Regions from separate parts of the Homo sapiens genome. Here regions 2, 3 and 4 are each linked to region 1. Evidence: chromatin contacts called from ENCODE Hi-C data. All regions are on one chromosome and are shown on one strand. The core of a region is the stretch at or near the end of the contact, and the rest is flanking DNA. Distances in the headings are between cores, read along the strand shown. Region 1 holds the start of ITGAV (integrin subunit alpha V). Region 2 holds the start of ASNSD1 (asparagine synthetase domain containing 1). Region 3 holds the start of PMS1 (PMS1 homolog 1, mismatch repair system component). Region 4 holds the start of NCKAP1 (NCK associated protein 1).

Region 1 (2,843 bases), core at 344-2,843:
AGGCTGGTCTCGAACTCCCGAGCTCAGGCAATTTGCCGGCCTCAGCCTCCCAAAGTGCTAGGACTACAGGCATGAGCCACCTCGCCCGGCCTTTTTTTTTTTTAAACACAGGGTCTTGTTCTGTCACTCAGGCTGGAGTGCAGTGGCAGGCTCATGACTTATCATAACCTGGAACTCCTGAGCCTAAGCGATCTATCTACCTGCCTTAGCCTCCGGCATAGCTGGGACTACAGGCATGCACCACACTCCCAGCTAATTTTTAAATTTTTGTAGAGATGAGGTCTCCCTATGTTCCCCTGGAACTCCCGGTCTCAAGCAATCCTCCTGCCTCAGTCTCCCAAAGTGCTGAGATTGCCAGCATGAGCACCTGGACCTGGTCCAATAAATATTACAAATTCGAATTAGGCATTTCACTTTCATTTATATACATATCCTTTCACAGGATTATTTGATAGTTATTAATGTATATTATGATTGAGTTTTAATAGTTACTTTGGGAAAACAGAAATTACTGTTCCAGTACTTACTTGTAAGTTGTAAGTCCACACAATGCACTTAAACTTCACCTTGTTCAACAGATTCTGTAGCACATGAAACACTTGAAATATGGAAGAGTCACTTCTCTGGGCACTTTGCTCATTTCGTCTGCTATTCATTCACTGATTGGACATTTTATTGATCGACTACTATCTGCTTGGCAAGGTGCTAGAAATAAGAACACTAAGAAAAAGGTCAAGGTTCCTGTCCTCAAGGCCCTCTCTCTCAGTCCAGTGTTGTCAAGGCTTGATGAAACACACCAGTGGCAAACAAGCACGCGGGGCCTTATTTCACCGGTGTGCGGTCCTTCTTCCAGCTCTGAAATTATGTCTATCCAAACATCCTAAATCAACAAATCAGTGTTTCTAAATCATACAACCGCAGCTAACAAACTGGGAATAAGGCTTCGATTATTCTGACTTGATTTAAAACGATCACTGCCAATTCTTTGCCCTGCGAATCCTTTCTTTGACTACTAAGTTAAGCTTTACATACCTCACTTGCAAGAGGCTATGCTGGCTTTCTGGAAATCCGTAATTAAGTTCAGTGTTTGTGGAATGGAGTGTAATTAACGACCATTAATTAACAGGGTTTCGTTCGTGAGAGCCTGCCAGGCTAAGCAGCAGAAACACGAGAAACTGATAAAAAGCTTTCCTCATTTTTAAACAACAGTCGCACGGAAGTTCCCGGCGGGACAAGGGAACGTGGGTGCCCTTGCTACTCCCGTGGACGCGGGTAGATTGGGACGCTGGACCGTATCTCCCCGCCCCCGCCCCCACGCCTCCTCAGGTGCTCAGCCTGAGGCCTTCGTCCAGGAGCGCTGCCGCTGACCCAGGCTCAGGAGCTGGGGGCCCCTGCACAGACGCCCAGGTCTCGGGACAGGCGGCGACTGCACTCACGGAAGTACGCTGAGCTCTCCCCTGTAGAAGGGCGCCTCTCCTCCCCCACTTCCTCCTCCAGCTCCACAGCAGCCTCCCGGGCCGGCTCCTCCTCCTTCCAGGTCTCCTCCCAGTGCCGCCGCGGCTCTCAGGCCTGAGGTGCGGCGCTCACCCCGGCAGTCCCCAGCCTCAGACGCTGCGTGGAGCGGCGGAGCCGGAGGGAAGCAAAGGACCGTCTGCGCTGCTGTCCCCGCCCCGCGCGCTCTGCGCCCCTCGTCCCTGGCGGTCGCTCCGAAGCTCAGCCCTCTTGCCTGCCCCGGAGCTGTCCCGGGCTAGCCGAGAAGAGAGCGGCCGGCAAGTTTGGGCGCGCGCAGGCGGCGGGCCGCGGGCACTGGGCGCCTCGCTGGGGCGGGGGGAGGTGGCTACCGCTCCCGGCTTGGCGTCCCGCGCGCACTTCGGCGATGGCTTTTCCGCCGCGGCGACGGCTGCGCCTCGGTCCCCGCGGCCTCCCGCTTCTTCTCTCGGGACTCCTGCTACCTCTGTGCCGCGCCTTCAACCTAGACGTGGACAGTCCTGCCGAGTACTCTGGCCCCGAGGGAAGTTACTTCGGCTTCGCCGTGGATTTCTTCGTGCCCAGCGCGTCTTCGTAAGTGGCCGCACTTGGAACTGGAGCCGGCCCCCTCCCCCACCGCGCGCACCCACCCAGCGTTTCTCCATTGGGATTGATTTCCGAGAGATCCCGGCGTCTGTCTGTCTCACCCATCCTACCTCTCAGAGTGGTTTATATCCTGGGTGGAGGAAATATTTGGGGAAATGAACTCCCTTTGGTACCCATCACCCAGTTACACCCCGCTTCTCACCTCTTAAAATTGGTTAGGGGCAGCGGGAGAGCTTTGAAGCAGACCTGTGCTTAAAAATCGGGGAAAGTGGGAAATCAACAAAGGCTGGTCTTGCCGGACTCCCCGCCTCCTGTGCCAGTGTCGAGGATTTGGTCAATATCATCCCCGAACTTCTTTTTCTCCTCTACCAGTTAGGCTTCTTGGTAGCCTTTTTCTGCTTTACAGGCTTAACGCCCGTCCTTTTCAGTCTCCCTAAACAAGCCCTCCCCCACTCTTTCCGCCTCTGTCTGATTCTGTTTCTCCTTACTCCTTTTGCAGACATTCTGATGACTTAAAATGACCATACTGTCCTATTGAATTCATTGTGTCTTATCTCTGGGACTGTCAGACATTTGCACATTTGAGGTTGAACAGATGAATTGAATGTGTCATCTGTTCTTTTTATAGTGATTCACTATTTAGGTCATTGTTCAGAAGGAACAAGGGTGTTTGCTGAGTTTTCACTCGCTGCAGGTCATTTGAATACTGCAGTATTTAATAATTCAGTTATGTTTTCAAGTTGCCAACGTTCCGCGTTGCAAGGGCCGTC
Region 2 (2,700 bases), core at 184-2,683, 3.1 Mb after region 1:
TTGAGCTCACAAACAATAAACAAAAAGACTTACAAACTCGCTTCTCTGTCACCTCTCTTATTTATTTATTTGAACCCCTGGCCTCAAGTAATCCTCCCACCTCAGCCCCGAGTGGTTGCGATTACAGGTTTGAGCCACTGCACCTATCTACCTCTCTACCAATGAGACTAGACGTCCATCATCCAACAGATACCACCAAATGGTTAGACCACAAAACCAAACTCCCAATCATTGCTGCTATCAATGTATCAGTAATGTATAAGTTATACCTGAATAACTTATCAGGAATGTACAAATCAGAAATGAAAACACAATCTTTAAAAATCAATTATAAAGGAAAAATATATAACCACTTGGGTTTTCTGTAAGAGCAAATAAAAAACATGCCTGGCCTTAAACAACCCATGATGTATACATTTCTTTCGCCAGATAGTTTGATTCATCACATAAATCCAGTTGGGCATCTCTGTGGAAACTTAAGATTTCCAATAATATAGTATAATTATCAAAAACCTAAAATCATGTCTCTAATGTGAACATAAAATATATACATGTCAAACTTTTATTCAACTCATTGGTTAGTGAGGGAACCGATGACTTTAAAACCAATACAGAATATTAGAGAAGCTAGGCATATGTTAATAAAGAAATGTTAGGACAGAATGCAGGGTTAGATACAAAACTGACTAATGTGTTGCAGAACAATAAATCATAACCTGTGTTGGTATCTGGTACAACAAAAAATTATTTGCATCTCTACCAAACCAAAATCTCTACCAAAGTTAACCTTTGCCCCTACAGAATTGTAAAACAGCCCAGTCAATATAATAAAGTCAAGTCCAGAGCAGCACTGAAAGAGCATCCAGTAAATAAATCTCTTTTGCCTATTTCCAAGTTTTAGTCATTTTTTCCACAGAAATGAGATATTGCAAATATTGCACGGGACATAGATGCACTAAAAAACTATTAATTCATCTGAAGTTCATACTGTATTTTATCCGGCAACCCTAACCACGAGTTAACCAAAACTTTACCAAGTCTGTACAGTTCTTTTGCCAACACGGTATCTCTTAAATCTGTTCCTTAGCTTCATCTTTCCCTAGATAATAAATATCATATTAAGCGCTGTTTCTATTGCACGACTATTCTTCATATTTACCACTGGAGGGCGCACAGAACTCGTAGTATACTAGATAAGAGGTCATGAAGAAACCACCTGAGCGTTTCTGCATCTCAACCACAAGAGGCCAGTACAGGAACCTCAGATTTTGCAACCAGACTGTTTACTCGCTCCCTAAGCAGCCATGCGCAGGCGCGAAACTCCTCCCCAGGCCAGACCCGGCCTGCGCATGCGTTCAAGTGAGCGCGCAGACGCTATTGGTAAGACTCGCGGGAAAAGAAAGGGTGAGCGCGGCTGGAAGCGCGCATGCGCTGTGGCTAATGCCGTAGGCTCCTTCAGGGCTGAGCCATCCCGCGTGTCTTGCGCTCGGTGGAAATGCCCAGCCGAGGGACGCGACCAGAGGACAGCTCTGTGCTGATCCCCACCGACAATTCGACCCCACACAAGGAGGATCTAAGCAGCAAGGTGAGTGTGAGACGCGACGAAAAGGCTCCTGGACTCGGGACCGGGCGCCACTGGACCCTGAAGGTGGTCCGCAGCGGGCAGCGTGGGGCCTGCCTGGGCCTCGGCTTTGCCCTGCTACTTTGCTCTTTTTATTCATAGCACTTGACAGCCACAGTTAGTCCTTTTATTTTCTGAAAACAGTTGCGAAAAGGGAGATCTTGAAATTTGTCCCGAGACTGGACCCAGGTGACAGTGGGGCGGAGTTTTGGTTGGGTGTTTTCCTCCCTAGTCTTTTTAAACTTTTGGAAATACCGCCCACCCCAAATCTGTTCCATCAAAGATATTCTCCATCCAGTTAACCATGCCAGCAACCCGGGGTCCATCCTTGACCCCCATCATGGAAGCCTATCAGTTCTACCTTTGAAGCTCATTTCAAATATGTCCCTTTATCACCGTGAACACTCTTACCACCCCAAATAAGCCACCGTCATCTGCTATCGGGACCCCTGCCCCCGGCAAGGCCTTCCTAAGCGGTCTCTCCTCATCCACCTGTTAGCTGCTGCTTCTCCGTTAACCAGAGCAATGGTCCTAAAACACGCATTGGGTTGTCACTCATACCAAACTGGGGGAGAGAGGAAGCCAATATAATATAAGCCTTAACTGCCATAAACAAACAACCTTTAAAGATAAATGGGGGTGGCGAGGGTTATAGCCCTTCAGGTATTACATGTCCTAGATTCTACTTTGGTTCTGTCCCAAACTTACAATGACATCTTGGGCAAGTCTCTTTAATCTTTCTGTATCAGTTACCTTCTTTGAAGTAAAGTGAAATGTACACCTGTCATTCCTAAAATGGGAAAGCCCTGTATAAATGTTAAGTCTCAAAGAATGTTTACAAATTTGGCCTTGGAATTCAACCTCATTACTACAGCTCTGCCAACGGGGGAGACAGAAAGGTGCACATTCATGGGGATTGGGGGTGAATTTTCAAAAGACACACAGCCCATTCTGATTACCACCATAGCAAGCCACTTACGCATACTGGTGGTTACAGATCCCTGAGGTGTGTGTGAGGTAGCACAAATATGATAAAAGCTGCTTTTAGAGGCTCTTGTGATACTATGTAATCAGTCATG
Region 3 (3,003 bases), core at 176-2,675, 3.2 Mb after region 1:
GTCAAGTAGTCAGACTCTTATATTTGACTTAATGTATCCATAAAGAATGGTCAGAGTTCAGATCACTTCTTTCTGAATACTCAATGTGGAAGGTACATGCTGTTGACATAATGTGGTGTAAAATTTACATGGTCAAGGGATAATGTTTGTTTCTCAATTTTGTGATTAAACTAGGTGAAAATAAGGAGTCTTCTGAATATTTCTCTAGTCAAATCAAAAACTTCAGTTTTCTTTCTTCTTTTTAAAAAAGGTTTTCCCTTCTCCTTTCCATTGAAGATGGACTCCAAAGGAAGAATTGATAATAGTTCTCAGTTCTTTTAATGATGGTGTTTACTTGAGACTAAGAATTGCTTAAAATAAAACTGTCCTGAAGAACACCTATCATCCGACGGAGGGGGAAAACGAGGCTAGATTATATTTGGAACAGCTGTGATTTTAAAATACACAAACGCTTGTATTACGGAGTTAGCATACAGAGAGGAATTTCTCATAACCCCTTCCAGCAAATGTTTCCGGAGTATAATGCTCCTTCCGCTCTAGAGACCCATAGAACAGGCATCAAGGGTTAAGGGGACGAAAAGTTAGTTACACTAAGACCGCTAAAGCCTCCAATTTATATGTGTAAATCTTTCGTCTAAACACCCATGATTTATCATACATTAAACTATTATGTCATACTTAGAACATGCCAACACTCAAGATAGTTTTCCCACGTTCCACAGGATGGAGGCCTGAAATTTACATCTCAGCTGGAAGGCAAAGCTGGTGCGGTACTCATCCTATTCCAACCAGAAAACCTTTTCCCAGCAGGTTTGCCGCGCTGCCCACGACTGGCAAACAATGACCTTACAGACCGTGAAGAGGCTGTTGGCTCTGCCCTCGCCGGTGCCTCCGAAGACGGCGACCCGCAGCGGCCCCTCAGGGGAGTCCCCCCTGCTAGACCGACAGCCCGAGCGCTCTGGGCCAGAGAAAACTCAGCAAAAGCCGCCGCTGCTACCACCTCAGCGCCTCCCCCAACCCGCCCCTTCCTTCTCGCGGCCGCACGTCACGTCAGGACCCTGGCAAGACAACGAGGATTTGCGTAGGGGGCGAGCCTCTGAGGCCACTTGGCTCTTACGGCCACGCAGGGCGCCGCAGATGCAGCCGGAGCCCGCTTTTCCCTCTCAGGACGACCCCTAGGCCGCCAGCAGTTCCCTACCGACGAAGGCGACTGTACAGCGTCCACCGCGTTCGTGCCCACTTACCCGCCGCCCCACTCCGGGCCGCCGGCTCGCAGCAGGACCAGCCCGGCTGCTACGGCCGCGGATACACGCCCTCAGGCCCGGCGCTGCGCAGCTTGCGGAAGCTTTCCCGGACAGACTCGCTGCCAGCGGATTGGCTGCGAGCAGCGCCAATCTCACGTTGCCCCCGGGCGAGGCGGGACTCAGTGCCGCGCTCTCTGCACCCGCTCTGCCGCGCGCGTGCGTGCTGGGTGCGGGTGCGGGTGCGGGGTTGGGCCTGCGCATCGGGTGAGACGCTGGCTGCTTGCGGCTAGTGGATGGTAATTGCCTGCCTCGCGCTAGCAGGAAGGTAGTGTGGTGTGACTAACGGGTATTTATTATATCCTCGATGGCTCGAGGGCCCCGTCCCCTCTACTCGTCCTGGTCCGGGCGCGAACGCTATAGGGCAGCTAAGGGCGCTCCCCGCGGGGCGGGAAGCGAAGCCGGGCTTGCGGGCGCGCACACGTGGAACGCGTTTTCTGAGCAGGTCTGGGCTCCGGGGTGTTCTGGCTTGGTCTTTGTTGCGTCCCATTCCCCAGACCCTTCTGGGTGGAGGACTTAAAATTTGTTTTCCAGGCAGCAGATTTAACCCATGGCAACTGTAACTCATCTTGTGTGAGTGGCGGTTTATAGTATTGTATCCTGTGGCATCATACAAGGGGTGCAAGTTAAACTCTTTAAAGTTAATCACGATTTTTGCTCTTGGCCTTCTGGGTTTATCCGTACGCCGAAGACAGGCACCTGTATTACATGCTAAGGAAATGTGAATACCAAAAATTGATCCTGAGGAAAGTCTTGATTAGGTTTTTTTGGAATCGCCTTTGAAATGTAATTTCCCTCACCTTGGCAGTGCAGAAAGTTTGTGATTTTTATTGCCGAAATAGCTTTCAACATTTTGAAATTGACTTAAGAGAATGTTGGCTGTGTATGTCTGTATCTTGCATTTCTGTTGGCTTTGTGAACCTAATTGTTTTGGATTTAGTCTGATCTTTAAATAAATGATTTCTTTGTGTTCTCTCTAATGGAAGTCTGTGAGTTCTCTGATCTTTACTTCTTTTTTAGGCACACCTGTTGTCCTTAACTGACTTTCCGGGTCATCAGCACTTCTTCAGAAGTGTTCCTTTTCCCTCCCAGCAAATATGGAAGACTGACTATCCTGATATTCCCAGACATTCTTTGCTGTGATTTGTAAGCCCGATATAAACCCTTCCATTTGGTACACATATGGTATAGAGTGCTATATTCCAGGGGCTATGCTAGCGATGTGTGATTGATATAAAACCCCTGTCCTCAAAGAACTCTGAGTCAGGAGCAACAGACAGAAACACATATTAATAGAGTAACTTGTGATGAGGTTAATTAGAAATGAGGTAAAGGGGGACTGCAGGGGAAGGAATACCTAATCTGTTGGCAGGTGAAGGAAAGGAGGCTGCAGCAGGGAAGAAAGGCTTGAAGAGTTGATACTGAACTAAATCTGGAAGGATGATTAGAAGTCAGCTGAGAGAGAACCATGTGAGCTGAGGAAGGAGTGAGTGTCACCATGTTAAGAGAGACAAGTTGGCTGGGCACGGTGGCTCACACCTGTAATCCCAGCACTTTGGGAGGCCAAGGCGGGCGGATCACCTGAGGTCAGGAGTTCGAGACCAGCCTGGCCAACATGGTGAAACCCTGTCTCTACTAAAAATACGAAAATTAGCCGGGCGTGGTAGTGCGCTCCTGTAATCCCAGCTACTTGCAGGGCTGG
Region 4 (2,980 bases), core at 319-2,818, 3.6 Mb before region 1:
TAACATTCACGATATATTAAAAAGCCAACAAATAGTTATGAAGGTATGACATCAAAGACACATTGGAAACTCGATGGATCTAAATTTTCCAAATATCTCTTTTTCTCTTTATCAAATTGTTTAAAACTTACCAACCTTGCCTTAAGGGGAGAGATTTTGTTGTTTTGTCCTACGATAATGAATGTAATTATTTGTTCTATCTTTACATGGACTTTTCTAAACTTCCAGTGGTCTTCCACTCCTTACTGTACTGAGGACATGTAAAAGCCTTTAAATGGGCCTATTAGCTATAGTTGCTCAAATTATCAGACTATGCTATAAATCAGCAGCAATTGCAACATTTTTACGGTTTTTATTTTGTACAGACACCGAACTTTAAGAAATGGTATTGGAAAATCTAACATGAGGAGGAGTACAGGGGAAAGAGTAGAAGGTTGTTATTCCAGTTCTAGTGACTCACAGCCTAGAAGTATTTCAGAAAATTGGTTCCACCCTCACTTCCCCCTCCTCTCCACCTTCAAAATGAAATAATCCCAAATCGTCAACACACTCTCAATGGCTTTTTATTTAGCAATCTAAAATAAAGTGGCAAAGTGGAGGGGATACGGGATTCATCCAATCAGCCCTTCTCTACCCACATTCCCACACCAAAAAATGGGGATGTGGGGTGTAATCCCTGTTCACTGCTGCCATCTCCGTAAGAATATGGAACACTCAAGTTTTCCTACCCACCTAGAATTTCGCCCACCCACCACCCTCCCTTTCCTATGGGCCCCATCATGGGGGCGGGGGCGCCGAGGAGGGGACAGCTCCCGGCTCCCAGCGGCGCCCCCACCCCGTGCGAGGCCCAGCGCCCGATCCCGCCGCCGGGAGCCGGGAAATGGCTTCTCTGCCTTCGGCCGGCCGGCGAACCACAGGGAGAGGCGCCCGGGACTCCGCATTAGGCCGCGGCGCATCCAGGCGACCCCGGGCCGGGCCTCGGGCGGCGACGCCGAGATTTCTACACCCGGCGCCTCCTGCCGCCCCCACCCCACGGCCTCCCTTGCCCTTCATCCCTCCCGGGCCCGCCCGCCTCCGCCGCGGCCTCCCCGGCCCGTGCGCACCTTCTTGATGTTGTAGAGGCGGGTGAGCATGCCGACGCCCCGGTCGTTGAGGATGGTGAGCTTCTCCGCCAGCTTCTGCTGACTGGGCTGCAGCACTGAGCGCGACATGGTGGTGCTGGTGCCGCCGCCGCCGCCGGCCGCCTCGCGCCCAGTCACGGGCCCGCGGCCTTCGCAGCAGCCTCTCTCGGGCCTCCTCCCCTCCCGCCCGCGACCTCCGCCTTAGGAGAGCGCGCCCATGGCCCTCGCGCCCCAATCCCGCGCCGGCGACAGAGCGAGCCGCGGCGGACTCCTCGGAGCCCCTTCTCCCGCAGCAGCCCGCGCCCCGGCAGCCTCCTGCCTTCCGCCCGCCGCCCTTCCGCCCCCACCCCCGGCGCTCTCCGCCCCAGCCCCCAACGAGCCGCCTTCCCCGGCTGCTCCACTAGGTGTGGCGGCGGCGGCGGCGGCGGCGGCGTCTCCGGCGGCTGAGAACGAGGCCGCTTCCCGCAGCCCCGGACGGGCCCTCGGTCACCTGATCGGCAGCGCCGGCGCCCCCGCGAGGCCGGACGGGGAACTGCGGCCGACGGGCCCTCGGCATGGCCTCGCCGCCGCCGCTCTGGCCCTGGCCCTGGCCCGGACCGCCCACTACGCCTGATGCCGGGATGGGAGTCCCAAGCGGGGACTGAGTGGGGTCGCGTTGTGTGCTCTTTCCACTTCGCCCCACACCCCACTCCTTCAAGTTCCCAAAAGTTGCTTTTCCGCACCACCCTTCTAAAGAAACCGGCAGAAACTCTGCTGGGAGGCGGGGTGTTTTCCAGGCGAGTTTCGCTTAAGAGTGGGCTGGTGGCTCCAAGCGCTTTTTCCTCCCACTGCTTGACAGGCGCTCGCCGCAGAACACAGCAGATGTTGTGCTCCGCGAGGTGGGGATCGCCTCTGCCAGCCTCCCCAGCCCATCCTCAGTCTCCCCGCCTGGAACCAGTTTGTGAGAGAGGAGGTCGGAAGTGAGGGTAACTCAAGTCCTTGAGATAATCACAATCTAGACTTTGTCGGCGAGGAGCACCCATCCGGAGGAGACGCAGTAGGTCCTGGCATGTGGAAGGCAAAAAATAAATGTTTGTTCAATGCCTAAAGGAACCGCTCCCATTTTTTTACAGCCTCCACCCTAAATCCCACTTCTTCTTGGAAACATTCTTCTTTGCCATCTCATTTTTCCTGATCAATTTCTTCTTAGCGACACTCCAAGGCTACTCCCTTGTCAAATGTATTAGACATGATTCCAAAAGTGAACTAACTGAGGACTTACGTAATTGAGGTGAGAAACTTCAGCCAAGAGGACTCAGGCCTCTAATATTTTTGGCTTTGCCTTTTCTCGATATGTTAATTTTTTATATTATATTCATTAATTTTAAGTCAGTAACAAAATGTCCCGCCACATTCAATAAGACATTCTAAGAGTAATAAGCCATCACTGGATTTATCAAAACTCTTTAAGAAAAGGAAATTGTAATGAATAGCTTTAAAATATTTTTTAAAGCTACTATATCTACTATTCGTAAAGAAATCTTCATTTTAATATTCCAACAAGAAAGAAGGAGTGGACTGAATGGATTTAATCTAAGGGGCATTTAAAAGAGTCCTGTTCCCACCAAAAGAAGTCATAATCATACCTGCCAGTGTGCCTGAAATTCTATATACAAAGCTGCAGTACCTTGAATGAATGCTTTGTACCTAGAGAGTCTTAAGAATACAAACACTTCAGAGAGATCATCTGTCGAGCTATTACTAGTCATTAACTGGTCAAGGAATTTAATTTATCTGGTTACTTCTCAGCCTGATAGTTAACATTTTAATTTAGAGGAGGCAAGGTTGTGGGGCCTGGAATAGTAAGGGCAGACCTGAGA

What was found. A loop is a pair of places that touch in the nucleus more often than their neighbours do. Pooled maps may share reads with other maps.
Region 2: a pooled map shows a loop between it and region 1 (7-fold over the local background). The contact joins the promoter of ASNSD1 here to the promoter of ITGAV in region 1. A Hi-C loop is called at or near these places in 5 of 50 pooled maps.
Region 3: a loop to region 1 is called in a pooled map, with 8 times the contacts of the local background. The contact joins the promoter of PMS1 here to the promoter of ITGAV in region 1. A Hi-C loop is called at or near these places in 7 of 50 pooled maps.
Region 4: a pooled map shows a loop between it and region 1 (10-fold over the local background). The contact joins the promoter of NCKAP1 here to the promoter of ITGAV in region 1. A Hi-C loop is called at or near these places in 6 of 50 pooled maps.

What each region holds. Positions count from the first base shown.
Region 1 is chr2:186,588,463-186,591,305 of GRCh38, forward strand. ITGAV (integrin subunit alpha V) reads left to right here and starts at 1,594. Exons shown (of 30, transcript NM_002210.5): 1 at 1,594-2,061. The coding sequence starts at 1,877. LOC124906105 (a long non-coding RNA gene) reads right to left here and starts at 1,434. Exons shown (of 2, transcript XR_007087465.1): 1 at 528-1,434. RefSeq lists a silencer at 1,657-1,886 and an enhancer at 2,017-2,076.
Region 2 is chr2:189,660,026-189,662,725 of GRCh38, forward strand. It overlaps ASNSD1 (asparagine synthetase domain containing 1), which reads left to right and starts at 1,434. Exons shown (of 6, transcript NM_019048.4): 1 at 1,434-1,585. It overlaps ASDURF (ASNSD1 upstream open reading frame), which reads left to right and starts at 1,434. Exons shown (of 4, transcript NM_001353493.2): 1 at 1,434-1,585. The coding sequence starts at 1,496. RefSeq lists an enhancer at 1,492-1,681.
Region 3 is chr2:189,783,025-189,786,027 of GRCh38, forward strand. It overlaps PMS1 (PMS1 homolog 1, mismatch repair system component), which reads left to right and starts at 1,426. Exons shown (of 13, transcript NM_000534.5): 1 at 1,426-1,569. ORMDL1 (ORMDL sphingolipid biosynthesis regulator 1) reads right to left here and starts at 1,315. Exons shown (of 5, transcript NM_016467.5): 1 at 1,245-1,315; 2 at 1-99. RefSeq lists enhancers at 602-1,488, 774-853, 944-1,003, 1,014-1,243, 1,794-1,843 and a silencer at 1,384-1,433.
Region 4 is chr2:183,036,889-183,039,868 of GRCh38, forward strand. It overlaps NCKAP1 (NCK associated protein 1), which reads right to left and starts at 1,569. Exons shown (of 31, transcript NM_013436.5): 1 at 1,104-1,569. The coding sequence starts at 1,211. RefSeq lists silencers at 989-1,108, 1,169-1,758, 1,491-2,142.